2 separate regions of the Homo sapiens genome follow, and region 2 is linked to region 1. A link is a contact called in ENCODE Hi-C data. All regions are on one chromosome and are shown on one strand. Each heading gives the region's core, a stretch centred on a gene start or an enhancer-like site at or near the end of the contact. The rest is flanking DNA. Distances are from core to core; before and after follow the strand shown. Region 1 holds the start of MON2 (MON2 regulator of endosome-to-Golgi trafficking). Region 2 holds the start of GNS (glucosamine (N-acetyl)-6-sulfatase).

Region 1 (5,985 bases), core at 2,122-4,621:
CCTGGGATACGCCTATAATCCTAGCACTTTGGGAGTAGGAGGTGGACAGATTGCCTAATCGCAGGAGTTGGAGACAAGCCTCGGCAACATGGTGAGACCCTGTCTCTACAAAAAAAATACAAAAATCAGCTGCGTGTGGTGGCATGCACCTGTAGTCCCAGCTACTCAGGGGGTTGAGGTGGGAGAATCACTTGAACCCAGGATGTCAACGCTGCAGTGAGCCAAGATCCTGCCACTGCACTTCCAGCCTAGGTGAAAGAGATCCTGTCTCAAATAAATAAATAAATAAATAAATAAATAAATAAATAAATAAAATAATAGTCAAGCACTATGGCCATAAAAGACAGAAATGACTAAAAATTTGAAATAAAGACTAAATATAAAATGTCTCTGTTAACTAGCTTCTTAGACTTTGCCTTAAAGTTTAGTTGGCAACCAAAGAGAAAAATAAAACCAAAATCCTACCAGTTTCTTGAAGAACAAAAGCCAAAATCTGGCACTCTTATTAATTTAACAGAGAAAATTTAATTCAGCCAAACTATTTCTTGAAAGTCAAACCTTTGTCCTAAAACTTCATCATAATTAGGCTAATGACTCTCTTTGTTTTAAACCTATGACACAGTCAAGATCATTTTTCAATTCCTAAAGTAGTGCCCAGTGTCATTGGGTAAGAAATCAAAAAGCTTTCATTCAACAAATTCTTATAAACACGTACCATATACAAAATTATGCATCAGAGATAATCACAAGAATTACTTTTGCTATTATCTCAAAGACTAGGTGCAATTACAAAATATCTCTCTAGCCAGTGTTCAAGTAAAAACCAATAAGCTTTTTTGTTAGTTTGTTTTGAGACAGGGTCTCCTTCTGTCTCCCAGGCTGGAGTACAGTGGCACAATCACCACTCACTGCAGCCTTGACCGCCTGGGCTCAAGGGATCCTCCAGCAGCTTCTGGCTGGGCATGGTGGTTCACACCTGTAATCCCAGCACTTTGGGAGCCAGAGGTGGGCAGATCGCTTGAACCCAGTTCAGGAGACCAGCCTGCCAAAACCCCGTCTCTACAAAAAAAAAAAAAAAAAAGGCGAAAAATTAGCCTGTCGTGGTGGTATGCACTTGTAGTCGCTGCAACTCAGGGGGCTGAGGTGGGAGAATCACCTGAGCCAGGGAGTTCGAGGTTGCAGATCGCACCACTGCACTCCAGCCTGGGCCACAGAGACCCCATTTCCAAAATCAAAAAACAAAACAAAAAAATGTAATAAATGGCAATTAAATTCCCAAGCTAGACCACAACAGCCTATAGAGGAACCACAGTTTTTGTATGAATTATTAGAACTGCGAAGTCAGTTCTACAAATTATTGTTGAAATTACAAAATAGTGTTTGATATTTTCTAAATGAGAGCATTTCTCTTATAATTAAAACAACTTAATTCTTTAAAATTCTCTAAAACAGCCTAATTCTTTAGATTTACTTGTTATAACTTTCAACAGAGGATATAAAAAAAATGAAAATCAATATCAAAACAGACTATTGACTATGTGAAATAAAACATATCGTAACAGCCATCTTTCCAAAAGTGGCACATCTGGTTTCCATCACTGGGTAATACTTTATTAAAGAAATACAAGATGGAGTTTGTTGAAAACTGATAAAACCAATGCACTTACAGAAAAGTCAATATTCCTTACAAGCCTAAAATCCAAAATTTATTGGTCAAGTTCTAATTACATAATCTTCATAATAATAAAGATATATTTAAATAAGTATGTAAATATGAAATCCCTCGGTGAATTTTTAGGGCAAAGAGTAAATGAAATTGCAGGTAAAACAAACTACATTAAATAGGAATAAAAATAAAAACAGCCGGGCGCTGTGGCTCACGCCTGTAATCCCAGCACTTTGGGAGGCCGAGGCAGGGGGATCATCTGAAGTCGGGAGTTCGAGACCCGCCTGACCAACATGGAGAAACCCTGTTTCTACTAAAAATACAAAATTAGCCGGGCCTGTTTTTGGTGGGTTTTTTTGTTTGTTTTTTTTTTTTAGAGAATTAAAATGGCATTTTAAGAGAAAAAGCAAATAGTAACCAAATGTTAAATATTTCACCTCAAGAACTATTTGGAGAATTAAATTTCCATGTATTATTTACTGGGATCTCTTTAATAATACCCTTCTGCTCTGACATCTTTCCCATACATAATATAAAACCATCCTTTAACCCTATTTTACAGCTGGAAAAAAAAACCCGAAGCTCAAAGAGGTTAAGATTTATTGCTGGAACTAAATTCAGGTGTATTCGCTCTGACTGCAAGCCCAACTTCCCACTACAGTACTGCTCATAACAAGGTTTAACATGATTATGTGGATCTTCAATATTCTTCATAAATTAGGTGGCTCTGGATAGTTTATTAACACGTCAAAGGATTGATACAGAGTTAAGCTGAATGATATATACCAGAAGGAAAATTGTTTCCAATTCAGTGATATGCCATAAACGTGAGGAGTACAGGTTTCAACAAGATGGGTGGATACTCGTTTCGGGGAGCAACAAACAAGTTTTTCAATTTTGGTTTGGCCAGTTTCAAGTAAGAAAAAGGCCAGAATAGGCTAGTGCACAGTACACCTAGCTGGATTAACTGAATAGGCTCACTTCATGAACTTCACTCCTAAACTGGGAGGACAGGAGAGGGGAGAAAATCAAAGTGCCTCAGCCCTCTCCAGTGGAAACTATAAAAAGCCCTTGTGGAACAACCCACCGACTCACAAATCTGGAAAGGTGAGGCCTGAATGAAAATTAGGACTGGAAACTGGGGTGAAGCACTGAGTCTAACAGGACCAGGCATGCTCACAGTGCCTTCTCCTGACGTCACCTGAAGCTTACCTCTTTGACAGGTGGGAATTTCTTCTTGCACTCCAGTGACAAGGCGCGCAAGTCGCTCTGCATATTCTCCAGCAGCTTCTTCACCGCCTCGGGGCTGCTGGTGCCGGACATGATCCTCCAAGGTCCCAGCCAATTTCCGAGAGGTACAAACAAGCTCTGGCACGGTCAGCTCCTTAGGGCCACAGGCAGCTCCCTCCCGGTGTCTCTGGTCCTTCAGCAGCCCGCTTCTTGGGCCCTGGGCTGCGAACCCGGAGCCTGCTCGAGCGTCCCCCAGCAGCTTCCCCGCAACACCTCTGGCTTTTCTCGGAGGCGCCCCCCGCAGTCGCACCGTCCCGCTAGGCTCCGCCGACTCTGGCCGAGAAACCCACAAGGCGGGCAGGTCCCTCCGCTGCCGCGGGGCCCAGCCACACCGGGTGTCACCAGCCAACCTGGCAAGAAGCTTCAGCGCCAGCTCCCCAGGCCCCTAAGACTCGCCGACGCCATTAGCCGAGTCGCCCACAATTCCGAGCGCTGCCGGGACACGTCAGCCGCACTTCCGGGTACCGTGGCCTCCGCCACCGCCGCGGCCAACCCCGGCGGCAGGCCGTCGGCGGGGCGGGGCTGGGGCTTGGCCATGCTCGGGGCAGGCGGGATTCCGGGTGGGCAGCGATTCCCACAGCCCCACCCCCGGAATCAAGTAGGCTAGACAGGGTTTAAGGCGTCAAGATTCGCTTCGTTTTCATTAACAAGTGCCTGAACAGAGCCCCCGAGTACTCCTTGGCATATCTCTTTGCGTATGTTTGTGTTAAATTGTATTTCGGTGTAAATAATTTGTTTCCCTGTAGATTAATCTTAACGTGTCTCCTCCCGCTTCATTTCGAATCTCTGGACTAGTGGCCCCAAATCAGTGGCTACCTCCTGTTAATATACATTTTTTTTCTTTAAACGCAACTGGTGCACTTACTGTGGGGTAGCCTCTTATTTTCCTAATCTCTAAAATGAGACTACCCTCTGCTCCACGCATTCCGCTGGCCTCCCATCTCACTCAAAGTAAAAGCCAAAATTCCTCCAATCACCTACCAGGCGCTACGAGATCTGTCCCGGCCCCTTTACTGGCAGATGCTCCCAGCTAAAAGGAGAGTTTCGCGAGTTGGGCTGCCGGTTCTTCCTCTTTTTAAATCTTATTTTGTTTCCTGTGTATCTCCAGCACCTAGAACAGTGTCTGGCATATAGCAGGTAATCAGTACATACTTGTTGAATGAATACCCTTCTATTATAAAATCAGAGTTTCGAGGCTCAAATAAGGCACAGATACATAAAAGCCTTCATCAGGTCTGAAGTGCCAAATAAATATGAGGCAAAAGCCAAACAGAAAAATCTTCATCTGTATTTCCCCAAGATCCAGGTTGGTCTACTTTTTCCCCAAGACATTTTGCAGCTGCTGGTCAGAAAGCAGAAAATGAGGGAGGAAAAACCAGAAACAGTAGAGATGAAGAAACCAACACCTTCAGACAGCTGAGCTTATGACATGATGGAAGACAGTGAGCCATGAGATTGTCAGTGGATAGCGCTGTTTGGCTGTAACAGAGCTACTTTGTAAGCTAAATAATTTTATTTTATTTTTCCTTCTGATAAGAAGCAAAGCAAGGATGGATAAAGGGGACAGATGAGGTAATAGTAGAGAGCTCCTAGGGCAGTAATTTTGATCATTTGTGCCTATTACACAACTTCTGGGAAACTTGACACCTCCTATGGTATAAGCTTTATGTATGAAAACTGGTGAATTTAGCAAAAAAGTTCAAATGGAATATATGGCAGACATTATTCTTGAGGTCTCAGGGAGCTTGTAAAAACGAGGCGCTTTTTTTGGGTGGGGGGTGGAGACGGAGTCTCACTCTGTCACTCAGGCTGGAGTGCAGTGGCGCGATCTCCACTCACTGCAACCTCCACCTCCCAGGGTCAAGCAATTCTCCTGTCTCAGCCTCCCGAGTAGCTGGGACTACAGGCGTAGGCTGCCACGCCCGGCTAATTTTTTGTATTTTAGTAGAGATGGGGTTTCACTGTGTTGCCCAGGCTGGTCTCCAACTACTGAGCTCAGGCAATCCACCTGCCTTGGCCTCCCAAAGTGCTAGGATTACAAAGGCGTGAGCCACACCGCAGGCCTTTTTGTTTGTTTGTTTGTTGTTCTTTTTAGTAGAGATGGGGTTTCAGCATGTTGGCCAGGCTGATCTGGAACTCCAGAGTACAAGTGATCCACCCACCTCGACCTCCCGAAGTGCTGGGATTACAGGCATGAGCCACCACACCTGGCCAAAAATGATGCTTTAGTAATTGGGCTAGTGATATAGGATCAAATTCTCTGACTTTCACTATGTAGCCAACTTTTCTTTTGGATTTTTTACTATTGGTAACTTTGGCATGATTAACTCAAAATCGTTAGAATCTTTTACATCTCTGTTCAGAGTTGAGGACATGCAATTGGAATTCATTGATTGAAAACAATACTTCTAATGATTTGAAAAGCCAAATTTTAAAAGTAAGGTGTAGCACCTGGGTGCGGTGGCTCACACCCATAATCCCAACAATTTGGGAGGCCGAGGCGGGTGGCTCACCTGAGGTCAGGCGTTGGAGACCAACCTGACCAACAAGGCGGAACCCCGTCTCTACTAAAAATACAAAAATTAGCCAGGCGTGGTCACAGGCACCTGTAGTCCCAGCTACTTGGGAGGCTGAGACAGAAGAATTGCTTGAACCCAGGAGACAGAGGTTGCAGTGAACGGGGATGACACCACTGCACTCCAGCCTGGGCGAGGGAGTGAGACTCTGTCTCAAAAAAAAAAATAATAAAATAAAATAATAATGTGTAGCAAGTACTTATATCAAGTATTCTGTAAATTTCTTTTAAAAAAATACACAATAGCCTTTTATGTACATATGCCAAGAGAGATTATACTGCCCCAGAAACAATGCATGGCTTTATGCCAAAGCCAAGCAAGTTACCAAAGGTAAAAATAATTTTTTATTCTACAAGTTAACAAATCAGCTAAAGTTAAGAGTTAGCATTTCAAAAAACTGAATAATTTCTCTTTCAATAGCAAAACCAAATATTCAAATACATATTTTTGTTC
Region 2 (6,607 bases), core at 3,726-6,225, 2.3 Mb before region 1:
CTATAATGAAAATTCCACAGGAATTTTTCAACTAATAGCTGAATTGGATGCATTTTTGCTTAAGCTCTTGGAAAAACATGTCAAAATGAAAACACAACTTATTTTACTAAAACAATTTATGGAAAAAATTGAAATAATGAAAAAAATGTTTAAAAAGTGGTAAGTCAAACACATAACCAAACACCAAATACTATTATGTATTCTATTCTGGATATGACAACCACTGATGAGTTGGCAATTATTGGGCACTACTTTCTAACAGGAAAACCTATGAGCAATTTTTAAATATTTTTAGCCAACTGAAAACATCTGAGACATTATTCAACAAAGTAAAACAAGATTGTTATTTTAACCTGTGGTTAAACAGCATTTATAATCAGTCATCTGTTAACACAGCTATTATAATGATTAGGAAAAAGGGCTGCATGCTCTTTAAAAAACAGCTTGGCTAGGCTGGGCATGGTGGCTCACGCCTGTAATCCCAGCACCTTGGGAGGCCAAGGTGGGTGGATCACCTGAGGTCAGGAGTTCAAGACCAGCCTGAGGTCAGGAGTTCGAGACCAGACCAATATGGTGAAACACTGTCTCTACTAAAAATACAAAAATTAGCTGGATGTGGTGGTGTACACCTGTAATCCCAGCTACTTGGGAGGCTGAGGCAGGAGAATCGCTTGAACCTGAGAGGTGGAGGTTGTAGTGAGCCGAGATCATGCCACTGCACTCTAGCCTGGTGACAGAGCAAGACTCTGTCTCAAAAAAAAAAAAAAAAATTAATAGGATACAAAACCAAAGTGATAAAGATGAATGAGAAAGTAAAGAGAAATTATCCTGACATTAAGAAGTAAAGAGTAACCAAAAAAAGTTTAAATCATAAGAAAAACAGTAATTCATTAAGAGGAAGAGAATAATCATTTCACACTCTATACGTATATGAAAACATCATGTTGTACACCTTAAATACACATAATTTTGTTGTCAATTATATCTCAATAAAGCTGGAAAGAGGAAGAGATAAACTGCAAATGAAAGTAATAAATAGGCTATTAAATTGACAACTTGTGAATTATATAAACTCATTGAAAAATATTCAAATTTCTTTCGATTTGATCTCACACTAGCATTGAGGAAGATAACATAAAACTCACGCCTATAATCCCAGCACTTTGGGAGGCTGAGGCGGGTAGATCACCTGAAGTCAGGAGTTCGAGACCAGCCTGGCCAACATGGCGAAACCCCATCTCTACTAAAAATACAAAAATTAGCCGGGCATAGTGACGCATGCCTGTAATCCCAGCTACTCAGGAGGCTGAGGCAGGAGAATTGCTTGAACCTGGGACGTGGAGGTTGCAGTGAGCCAAGAGCGCAGACAGATCAAGACTCCATCTCAAAAAATAAAATAATACAAAATAAAATGCAGAATGTCACGAAATGCCTATGTTAAGAGGATATTTGATAGAGTTTTCTGAAATTTGACAAAAATACTAAACATATATATAAAACCAATAATGAACTGAGGTGAAAAATAATTTTTCTGAATTATCACCAATAAAAGGCAAATACTGATCAAACACACTAGAGAAAAAACTAAATTATCTTTCTATTTTCTTTAGAAAATATTATAAACTAACATCATATGAAGAGATGATTAAAGAGCACATAGCCATATAATGTAAGGGGAAAAAAGTATGAAGAAGTATGCCTGGCAGTTACTTAATAAAAATATGTTACGTTAAATTTTTGCATTATTTGTAATATTTTTCAACTTTTAAAAATTTATAACGTTATATTTTGTTTTAGTCTAAATACATATTCAGTTGTGTACCTACTTTTGTATCTAAAATTGTTATTCTTTTTCTTAAGGAGCCTCCACTCGCCAAATGCACATAAACTTCAGGCCCCACAAAATTTGAATCTGTCCCTGTTATCCACTTTTCTCTCTACCTAATTGGTCTACCCTCACCCATGCTTGTCCTCTTCCAATCTGTTCTTCATGCCACAGTCTAAAGGATCTTCTAAAAGTTCATGTATGATTATATTTATCTTACATTCTTTCAGTAATTTCCAATTAGCCTTACTATAAAAACCCAAGTCCTTAAAATAGGATCTGGGTCCTCACCACCTCTCTCCCTCTGCTCTAACCACACTGGCTTCTTTTAGTTATTGCAATGCACCAGCTCAGAACCTTTGCATATGCTGTACTCTGTGCTTAGGAGACATTCCACCACCCCAATACTCCATTAACAAATTATCTCCTACTCAAACTTCAGATTTCACTCAAAGATCACTTCCTCAGGGCACCTTAGACTAAATCAGCCTCCCACCACCTTAAATGCTCATTGCACCCTTTACTTTTCCTTCATAGCATGTCTATTTGTAATCATATACAAGATACAAGATTAGATTGTCCATCTCTCTGCCATTAGACTGCAAATTCCATGAACGAGGGACAATGTCTCTTCAGCACTAGTGTAGCAGTGTTACCGGAAAGGGGTCCTGATCCAGACATCAAGAAAGGGTTCTTGGATCTCGAGCAAGGAAGAATTCAGGACAAGACCATAGAGTAAAGTGAAAGAAAGTTTATTAAGAAAGTAGAGGAATAAAAGAATGGCTACTCCATAGGCAGAGCAGCCCGAGGGCTACTCGTTGCCCATTTTTATGGTTATTTCTTGATGATATGCTAAACAAGGGATGGATTATTCATGCCTCCCCTTTTTAGACCAGAGAGGGTACCTTCCTGACATTCCCATGGCGTTTGTAAACTGTCATGGCGCTGGGTGGGAATTTAGCAGTGAGGACGACCAGAGGTCACTTTCATCACCATCTTGGTTTTGGTGGGTTTTAGTCGGCTTCTTTACTGCTACCTGTTTCATCAGTAAGGTCTTTATGACATGCATCTTGTATCTTGTATCTTTATGACCTCCTATCTCATCCTGTGACTTAGAATGCATAACCATCTGGGAATGCAGCATAGCAGGCCTCAGGCTTATTTTACTCAGCCCCTTTTCAAGATGGAGTTGCTCTGGTTCAATCGCCTCTGACAGCAGCATCCTGAACAAAGTGGGCAACTAATTACACAATTTCTGGCCTCAAATAGTTTATAATCTAACCTTGAAAAAAATAGAAAAGAAACAATTTTACAATTTGGGGCTTCGATACAGATGAAATAGGTTATTTTTTTGTGCAAGAAAGTCTTCCTGGAAGTCTTGAAACCTGAATACAGAAGGATTAGTTATTCTAACCAGCTTGAAAAATTGGCCTAGGCCAAGGCTGTAACCAAGTATTCTGGTTGTCTAGGAACTGCTCTGACCACACTTCCGGCATAATTGTTTCTTGCAGAAAAACTACTTCAGTTTTTTTAAAGCTTCTTTTGCCTTCTGTAGGCTTACTTAAAAAAAAAAAGTATTAAGATCCTTTTGTGGTTCATAAGCCTGATGATTGGGTTTTCATGCTATTGTGTGAGTTACCACCCCTACCTCAAACCTTGTTAGGACTCCGCGCATTACCCCTCTGTGTGAAAAAAACAAAGTAATAAAGGTAATTTTTTTTTTTTTGCATAAGCCCTATCCTTGTACACATCAGGTTTCAACGTGTTTCCATCATTATTTTTACCTTATAGTATAGTGTTTTCACGAGTTTTTTTTTTTAATACTTTAAGTTCTGGAATAGTTTTCACGAGTTTTAAGAGACTCTTCTTGGCAAACAGTTCAACTCAGAGAAAATACTTTTACCAGCAAGGAGGTATACCTTGTTATATCGGTCTGGGGATGTGACTTGACAGTTCACCTTGCCAGGAATATCTCTGTGATTTTTTGTTTGTTTGTTTGTTTTGAGACAAGAGTCTCGCTCTGTCCCTGAGGCCAGAGTGCAGTGGCTCACTGCAAGCTCCGCCTCCCGGGTTCAAGCGATTCTCATGCCTCAGCCTCCCGAGTAGCTGGGATTACAGGCGCCTGCCACCACGCCCAGCTAATTTTTGTATTTTAGTAGAGACGGGGTTTCCCCACGTTGGCCAGGCTGGTCTAAAACTCCTGACCTCAGGTGATCCACCCGCCTCCCAAAGTGCTGGGATTACAAGCGTGAGCCACCGCGCCCACGGTGGGCGGTGAGAGGAGAGGGGCAAAGTCTAATTATTCCAGAGCGACCACAGAAATATCTGGAGCTAGTTTCAAGGGCTATTCCCCGCTAAAGATTACTTAATAATGCAGTTGGATGACCACGTTTCAAGATTTTTGTTCGATCTGCACATCCTCCAACATGTTCCAAGAGGGTGTTTAAAAAGTCACCAAGGACCATTAGGATAACCATTAGGATAAAGCTGTCAGGACATCCCTAAATTGTTTGAAACTACGATGTCTGCTGAGGAAAGAAGAACATAATTAGGCTTTGGAGTTAAGAGAGCTAACCAGTTCCGAATTTAATGTCTGAGCCAAATGAGAATGTTAAGATTTATCTCACAAGTTGTAGAGAAAATTAAAAACGATTAAACATCCGGGCCTTGAATAAGTGCCCGTCGACTTGGGGATTAAATATGGTAGAGTCCACTTTCCTCACCAGCTGATGATAATTTCTGTTATGTACAGTCCTCCTTTCTCTTCCTTTATCGGTTGGTTAGTATTTGCCAACTCTTTCCTGCTTTTCATCTTCTCTTCCCCCCATTTAAATCTTTCCACCAAGCGCTCAGAAACACGTACGTCCTACCAGAACGCAACCCGAGCCTGCGCGAGAGGTACGTACAGGTCTTGACCTTTTCCCGGTTCTCCGCCCTTTTCCCGGTTCTCCGCCCTTTTCTCCGGTTCTCCGCCCTTTTCTCCGGTTCTCCGCCCTTTTCTCCGGTTCTCCGCCCCTTTTCCGCCACTGCCTGATGCCTCCCTCCAGGCTGCGCCAGTCCGCAGCCCCGCCCACGCCGGCCGTCACGTGACCGCGCAGCGTGCTCCGCCCCCTGTCCCTGGCTCACGTGATCGCGCCTAGGGAGAAAACGTCTGACTCCAGCCACCGGCCTTCAAGGCACGGCTTTTTATTCCTTCGGCTGGTCGGCCTCTCGCCCTTCAGCTACCTGTGCGTCCCTCCGTCCCGTCCCGTCCCGGGGTCACCCCGGAGCCTGTCCGCTATGCGGCTCCTGCCTCTAGCCCCAGGTCGGCTCCGGCGGGGCAGCCCCCGCCACCTGCCCTCCTGCAGCCCAGCGCTGCTACTGCTGGTGCTGGGCGGCTGCCTGGGGGTCTTCGGGGTGGCTGCGGGAACCCGGAGGCCCAACGTGGTGCTGCTCCTCACGGACGACCAGGACGAAGTGCTCGGCGGCATGGTAACTCTTCTGTTTCTGCCCCGCCCCTCTATCTCTTGGGCTGACTACCCGGTTTGTTGCTCTCTTTCCCGGTCCCCACCACCCTCCTCCCCGAACTGGCTGTCTTATCCTTGGGTAGGTTTGGTTTTCCCACCTGAGGCCCTTTATGCCGGTGTAAGGGACTGCAATACTCTTTTCCTTTCTGGATTGAGGCACATGCGTACAGCACACAGAGCTTCTAGTCTGGACCGTACTGCTGTGGAGTTTACGTTAATATCTCAAGATAAACATGTGGAGACCAGTGGAGGATGGGTTGAACCAATGAGGATCAGGTGCTGTCTAAGAGCACTCAAGGCCTGATTGTTTTTCTTTTGGATTAGAGGATCACAGACAAGTCCAGTCCCCTTTATGAGGGACCTAGACCACCTCCACGTTTGTGCCTGTATACAATGTCTGTATCTGATGTCAATAAAAATAAGCCTGGGCCGGGCGCGGTGTGTCACTCATGTAATCCCAGCACTTTGGGAGGCCGAGGCGGGCGGATCAGAAGGTCAAGAGATCGAGACCATCCTGGCCAACATGGTGAAACCCCGTCTCTACTAGAAATACAATAATTCTAGCTGGGCGTGGTGGCGCGCAGCTGTAGTCCCAGCTACTTGGGAGGCTGAGGAAGGAGAATCGCTTGAACCCGGGAGGCAGCAGTTGCAGTGAGCCGAGATCGCGCCACTGCATTCCAGCCTGGCGACAGAGCGAGACTCCGTCTCCAAAAAAAAAAAAAAAAAAAAAAAAAAAAAAAGGCCTGAAGTGAACTAATCTGGTAGGCCGACCGTCGAACTATTGAGGGTGTGTGTTGCCTCACAAGAATCAAGAAAATTCAATTAGTGTGATTGAACACCTGACTGTTGCATTAGAGACTGTCAGTGTTTCATTTTCTATCTAATGGGTGTTGTCACAAGACTTCATTTTTTTTCCAGAGTAAATTTTGCTTGTGTATTGCAGAATTATGGAATGTGTGACCTTTGGAAACATCCACTCCAACCCCTTCCCCATGGAGGCCCAGAAAGCAACTTGCCCAAGACATGAGTAGTTGAGGCAGAGTCCTCTGACCCTGGGTTCAGCATTCCTCTCTTCGCTTTAAAACCAAATGCTTTATTGCTTTCTTCGTTTCAGTTCTCTTTTTGCTTTCAGCTGAATGCTGAGACTATGAAATACTCCAGGCAAGACGTTCCTAACTTTTCTTGTGTAGTTACACACCCTAGCTCAGTGTCCTTCAAACCTCTGGTCCCAACCCTTGAGTGAGTTATGAAATCAGTTTAGTGAGTAACTACCAAC

Evidence for each region. Hi-C counts contacts between places; a loop is a spot of excess contacts on that map. Pooled maps may share reads with other maps.
Region 2: a loop to region 1 is called in a map of ascending aorta, with 9 times the contacts of the local background. The contact joins the promoter of GNS here to the promoter of MON2 in region 1. A Hi-C loop is called at or near these places in 2 of 168 maps with a recorded cell type or tissue (B cell and ascending aorta), 2 of 37 single-sample maps with no recorded cell type and 7 of 50 pooled maps.

Annotation. Positions count from the first base shown.
Region 1 is chr12:62,464,212-62,470,196 of GRCh38, reverse strand. MON2 (MON2 regulator of endosome-to-Golgi trafficking) reads right to left here and starts at 3,371. Exons shown (of 35, transcript NM_015026.3): 1 at 2,879-3,371. The coding sequence starts at 2,989. RefSeq lists enhancers at 546-1,046, 2,715-3,214, 3,210-3,319 and a silencer at 3,350-3,669.
Region 2 is chr12:64,757,774-64,764,380 of GRCh38, reverse strand. GNS (glucosamine (N-acetyl)-6-sulfatase) reads left to right here and starts at 4,975. Exons shown (of 14, transcript NM_002076.4): 1 at 4,975-5,296. The coding sequence starts at 5,105. It overlaps LOC124903113 (small nucleolar RNA U13), which reads left to right and starts at 3,408; the gene lies at 3,408-3,513. It also overlaps a transcript of TBC1D30 not described here. RefSeq lists an enhancer at 5,549-6,429.